2 separate regions of the Homo sapiens genome follow, and region 2 is linked to region 1. Evidence: chromatin loops called from intact Hi-C (ENCODE). Cell type or tissue: HCT116. All regions are shown on one strand. Links, peaks and the distances in the headings refer to the core of each region. The heading gives the core; the rest is flanking DNA. Region 1 overlaps VPS13D (vacuolar protein sorting 13 homolog D). Region 2 holds the start of PRAMEF12 (PRAME family member 12).

Region 1 (2,910 bases), core at 245-2,744:
CACGTTGGCCAGTCTGGTCTCAACTCCTGGCCTCAGGTGATCCGCCCACCTTGGCCTCCCAAAGTGCTGGGATTATAGGCGTGAGCCACCGCACCTGGCCAATTTTTTGTATTTTTAGTAGAGACAGGGTTTCGCCATGTTGGCCAGGCTGGTTTTGAACTCCTAACCTCAAAGTGATCTACCTGTCTTGGCGACCCAAAGTGCTGGGATTACAGGTGTGAGCCACCACGCCCGGCCAATTTTTGTATTTTTAGTAGAGATGGGGTTTCGCCATGTTGGCCAGGCAGGTCTCGAACTCCTAACCTCAAGCAATCTGCCTGTCTTAGTCTCCCAAAGTGCTGGGATTGCAGGTGTGAGCCACGATGCCCAGCCCCAGTGGTGTATTTTTATAGTTGTCTTGGCGCACTGCTCAGCTGGAGAAAGAGGAGCTGATTGTGGACTCTGGGGCCACACAATTGCATATTGATCAGTTACCGCTCACCAAGCACTACCTCGGCACTAGGAAGACTGTGTTGACCAAGAAAGATGAGACCTCTCTTCTCTCAGAACATTCCAGTGGATGCTGGGCCGTGGTGGCTCATGCCTGTAATACCCAGCACTTTGGGAGGCTGAGGTGGGTGGATTACATGAGGTCAGGAGTTCGAGGCCAGCCTGGCCAACATGGTGAAACCCTGTCTCTATTAAAATACAAAAAATTGGCCAGGTGCGGTGGCTCACGCCTGTAATCCCAGCACTTAGGGAGGCTGAGGTGGGTGGATCACCTGAGGTCAGGAGTTCGAGACCAGTCTGGCCAACATGGTGAAACCCTGTGTCTACTAAAAGTACAAAAATTAGCCAGTCATGGTAGCAGGCACATGTAATCCCAGCTGTCCGGGAGGCTGAGGCAGGAGAATCTCTTGAACCTGGGAGGTGGAGGTTGTAGTGAGCCAAGATCATGCCACTGCACTCCAGCCTGGGTGACAGAATGAGACTCCATCTCAAAAATAAATAAAAATAAATAAATAAAAATGTAAAAAATACAAAAAATTAGCCGGGCATGGTGGTACATGCCTGTAATCCCAGCTGCTTGGGAGGCCGAGACAGTAGAATCGCTTAAACCTGAGAGGCAGAGGTTGCAGTGAACTGAGATCGTGCCATTGCACTCCAGCCTGGGTGACAGAGTGAGACTTCACCTGAAATAAAAGAACATTCCAGTGGGGGAAACAAATGAACACACAGAAAAAGGAAAAGAAATAAAAGACTCTAGAGAGGGACGTAAGAAAGGGTTGGTGAAAGCAGCTCACGCCCATGGCAAGGCAGGGGAGAAGTGGGGAGGCAGCATTGGGTCAGCAGGTGGCGCTCATGTCAGGGGGCCTCCAGCTTTTTTCGTGTCCATACTTTTTTATATTTGTGTTTTGATTTCCAAATTTATAGGTAAATTCACACTTAGAAAATGGTAAACAAAGATATTATGCTTAAGAGTTTTCCTCAGTTTTCTTAAACAAACTGGGGTTGGTTGATTCTCTACCTTTCATAATTATTACATTAAGGGAAAGAGGAGGGAAATAGCAGACATATATTTGAATCTTCTTTTTTTTATCTTCAGATAACTCCAGGAGGAAAAGTAGGGATGGGTCAGCATCTGAAGAGACCCAGTTTAGTGATGATGAATATAAGACCCCCCTGGCCACACCTCCTAACACCCCACCTCCCGAGTCAAGCAGCAGCAACGGAGAGAAAACACCTCCCTTTTCTGGAGTTGAGTTCAGTGAAGAACAGCTTCAAGCACATTTAATGAGCACAAAGATGTATGAGAGGTACTCGCTGTCATTTATGGACCTCCAGATCATGGTTGGACGAGTGAAAGACAATTGGAAGCATGTCCAGGATATTGACGTGGGACCAACACATGTGGTAGAGAAGTTCAACGTTCACCTACAGTTAGAGCGTCGATTGATTTATACTTCAGATCCCAAATATCCAGGAGCCGTGCTCTCAGGCAACTTACCAGACTTAAAAATCCACATTAATGAAGATAAAATATCTGCACTAAAGAATTGCTTTGCTCTCCTCACCACCCCAGAAATGAAAACTTCTGACACTCAGATTAAAGAAAAGATTTTTCCCCAGGAGGAGCAGCGGGGAAGTTTGCAAGACTCCGTAATGAATTTAACCCAGAGCATTGTGTTGTTGGAGCAGCATACCCGCGAGGTTCTGGTGGAGTCGCAGCTCCTCCTGGCGGAATTTAAAGTGAACTGTATGCAGCTTGGTGTTGAGAGCAATGGCCGGTACATTTCTGTGCTCAAGGTGTTTGGTACCAATGCTCACTTTGTGAAGAGGCCTTATGATGCTGAAGTCTCCCTAACTGTTCATGGTTTGCTCCTGGTGGATACCATGCAGACATATGGTGCTGATTTTGACCTTTTGATGGCTTCACATAAGAACTTGAGCTTTGATATTCCAACGGGAAGCCTTCGGGATAGCAGGGCCCAGTCTCCTGTCTCTGGACCGAATGTGGCCCACTTAACTGATGGAGCTACACTGAACGACCGATCAGCTACTAGTGTTTCACTTGACAAAATTCTTACCAAAGAGCAAGAGTCCCTTATTAAGTTGGAATATCAGTTTGTGAGTTCAGAGTGCCCATCGATGAATTTAGACAGTACTCTTCAGGTGATTTCCCTACAGGTGAATAATTTAGATATTATCCTCAATCCAGAGACGATTGTGGAGCTAATTGGTTTTCTTCAAAAATCCTTTCCCAAGGAAAAAGATGATTTAAGTCCTCAACCTTTAATGACTGATTTTGAAAGAAGCTTCAGAGAACAAGGAACTTACCAGTCTACATATGAACAAAACACTGAGGTTGCAGTGGAAATCCATAGGCTGAACTTACTGCTTCTTCGGACAGTGGGCATGGCAAATAGAGAG
Region 2 (2,910 bases), core at 411-2,910, 500 kb after region 1:
ACTTTCACCCTATTATTTATATCTTTCACTTTCATAAACGTATATCTGATCCAATCAATTAATCAGAAGAAAGTCGCAAACTCAATCAGGATTAACTGGGTGGAACTTCAGAATCTAATCAGACATCATTTTCTGATTGGAAGTTGGTTGTTGAGATGGGGAGGGTGTGGTTAGAAAGGTCCATAAAAGCTCCCGAAGGTGCACAGGAGAGAATCCAAGGCGCTGACACCTGGAGCTACTGCTCGGTTCTCTGAGAGGTTGCAGCACCCTGCAAACTGAGTCCAGATCTGGTAAGTCACCACCTCCTTAGGGTCATGCCCATCTGATCTGCAGCCAGCCAGCCAGTCAGGGATGGTGACATGCAGCCCAAGGTGGCAGAGAGAATTTTCTTGTCTGTTTTCAGAAGAACAAATTTAGGCTTTGATTTTTCCTCTAAATGTAGTTTTGTCTTCATCCCCCAAAATTGGATTTGTGCTTGGTTTTTGTCATTTCAAAATTCTTATTGAAGCAGTTTTTTTTTTAACAAGAGATATTAAAAAGTTACAACTGGTTGAATTTTTATTTCGTGACATTTGAAATAATTGGTTTTTGTGCCCTTAAATTATAGTTCATAGACTTGGTGGCATCGTGATTTTACATGTTAGGCCTTAGTTTTTACTAATACCTTAAAGATATTCCATAGGCCATTCTCAAGAGTGGAGTCTTTGTTCTGAACATGGGACCCATTTTTTTCCCCTAGATTCCATCCCAAAGTGGGTCATTGTGAGTCTGTGTAAGAGATCAACATTGGAACCTTCATCTGAGAGTTAGTGTTTTTATCCCTAACTTTCACAGGCTCTAGAACACTGTCATGCTGTTTTTACAATTTCTTGTTACAATTTTTCAAAATAAAAAATAATGGCGCTGATTCCAAGGAGTCCCTTTAGTCTTCTGCAAGCATGTCAATTGTGGGAACTGAGAATGTAGGCTGTGTGGGGCCACAGGACATTCTCGTTCCCATTGTTTTAGGGTGGTAAGTGACAAGAAATATTTTCTCAAAAAGGTGGAGCTTAGCTTTCAGGATCCTCAGCAACGCTTCCCAGTGTTACTGAGATTTAGTGCAGCAATGGTTGAAAATGAATGGGCCAGTGGTTACCTTGCCCTCTCCTCATTGTTTGGAAGACATTCTTTATGGTACCAGCAAGGGCAGAATTACAGATTTGTGTCCAGAAAGTGCAGAGTGGAATTGGGGTGAACTAATTACCTTTCCACCTCTACCAGAGCAATGACATTGGCACTAGGAGATGATGAAGTGATGTGATTTGCCGTAAGAATGATGTTTTTTTCTCTAGATTCATCAGGATGAGCCTCCAGGCCCCACCTAGACTCCTGGAGCTGGCTGAGCAGAGTCTGCTGAGAGACCGGGCCTTGGCCATCCCCACCCTGGAGGAGCTGCCCAGGGAGCTCTTTCCCCCACTGTTCATGGAGGCCTTTACCAGGAGATGCTGCGAGACCCTGACAACTATGGTGCAGGCCTGGCCCTTCACCTGCCTTCCTCTAGGGTCCCTGATGAAGTCATGTAATCTAGAGATCTTTCGAGCTGTGCTGGAGGGGCTTGATGCACTGCTTGCCCAGAAGGTTCGCCCCAGGTGAGGTGACCCAGCTAACCAGGTGGGGAGGGCTCAGGCATCCAGGGTAGGGTTAGCTGGGTCAGAAGGAGTGGGAGGCCCAAGGGTGGCCCAGAGACTTCTGATGGGGCTGGGGAGGAAGCTCAGAGAGGCCTTGGCCATTGTCCAGCTCCTCTGGGAAAGGACTGCTCACCATGCAGGGTCCACTGAAGGATCAGGAACCTGCCTCCTGCCAGTGGCAATTGAAGACACTAGCAGTGGGGACCAGGCAGGTTTCAAGGAGAAAGAGGGATGGAGAAAAGACAGAGAGTGGGAGAAGCAGCAGGGAGGAGAGTCGCTGATGTCCGGGATGTGGATAAAAGCTCAAATCCTTCCTAAATTTGGAGCCTCTCTTCTCTTTTACCCACAGGCGGTGGAAACTTCAAGTGTTGGACTTGCGGAATGTGGATGAGAACTTCTGGGGCATATGGTCTGGAGCTTCTGCACTCTCCCCAGAGGCCCTGAGTAAGAGACGAACAGCAGGGAACTGTCCAAGGCCGGGTGGGCAGCAGCCCTTGATGGTGATCCTAGACCTTTGCTTCAAGAATGGGACGCTGGATGAATGCCTCACCCACTTCTTAGAGTGGGGCAAGCAGAGAAAAGGCTTACTGCACGTGTGTTGCAAGGAGCTGCAGATTTTTGGAATAGCCATCCACAGGATCATAGAGGTCCTGAACACGGTGGAGCTAGACTGTATCCAGGAGGTGGAAGTGTGCTGCCCGTGGGAGCTGTCCATTCTTATAAGGTTCGCCCCTTACCTGGGCCAGATGAGGAATCTCCGCAAACTTGTTCTCTTCAACATCCATGTCTCTGCCTGCATTCCCCTAGACAGGAAGGAGCAGTTTGTCATCCAGTTCACCTCTCAGTTCCTCAAGCTGGACTACTTCCAGAAGCTTTACATGCACTCTGTCTCTTTCCTCGAAGGCCACCTGGACCAGCTGCTCAGGTGAGGAAGTATGGTGAGCTTTCTCTGCAGACCGCAGCAAAGACTTTCTTTATTACTGTAAACACCAGGGGGTATCTACTGTGAGCCAGCTTGTGAGGAGGTAACAGCGAAGGGGACACTAGAATGTCCATGCATTGTCCTGTTGGCAGCTCTGTCCTGAAATAGGTGTCACACATCCATCCCAATAAGCCAGCGGGATCTCCTGGGCTAGATGCTATAGAGAGGCTGCCATGCTAGGAAGGTACTGCAGGGTTTAGATCTAGTGAGGGTGCATTCGTGAATTCCTCCCGAGGATGTGTGTCTAAGTTAAGACGATGG

Evidence for each region. Hi-C counts contacts between places; a loop is a spot of excess contacts. Peaks named below come from ENCODE experiments on the same cell type or tissue, not always from the same donor. Only the 100,000 strongest peaks of a DNase experiment are listed, where the experiment ranks them.
Region 2: a loop joins it to region 1, with 3.0 times the contacts of the local background. A loop is called at or near these places in 2 of 110 quality-filtered maps.

The regions. Positions count from the first base shown.
Region 1 is chr1:12,274,240-12,277,149 of GRCh38, forward strand. It overlaps VPS13D (vacuolar protein sorting 13 homolog D), which reads left to right. Exons shown (of 70, transcript NM_015378.4): 19 at 1,586-2,910. Among named protein-coding and RNA genes, the nearest start is that of VPS13D, 46 kb to the left of the region's middle. In HCT116, for the core only: CTCF peaks have their summits at 1,328 (motif pointing right) and 2,217; a DNase peak (open chromatin) is centred at 1,305.
Region 2 is chr1:12,773,527-12,776,436 of GRCh38, forward strand. It overlaps PRAMEF12 (PRAME family member 12), which reads left to right and starts at 212. Exons shown (of 3, transcript NM_001080830.5): 1 at 212-1,628; 2 at 2,017-2,592. The coding sequence starts at 1,342. In HCT116, for the core only: no CTCF peak of the experiment used is centred there; no DNase peak of the experiment used is centred there.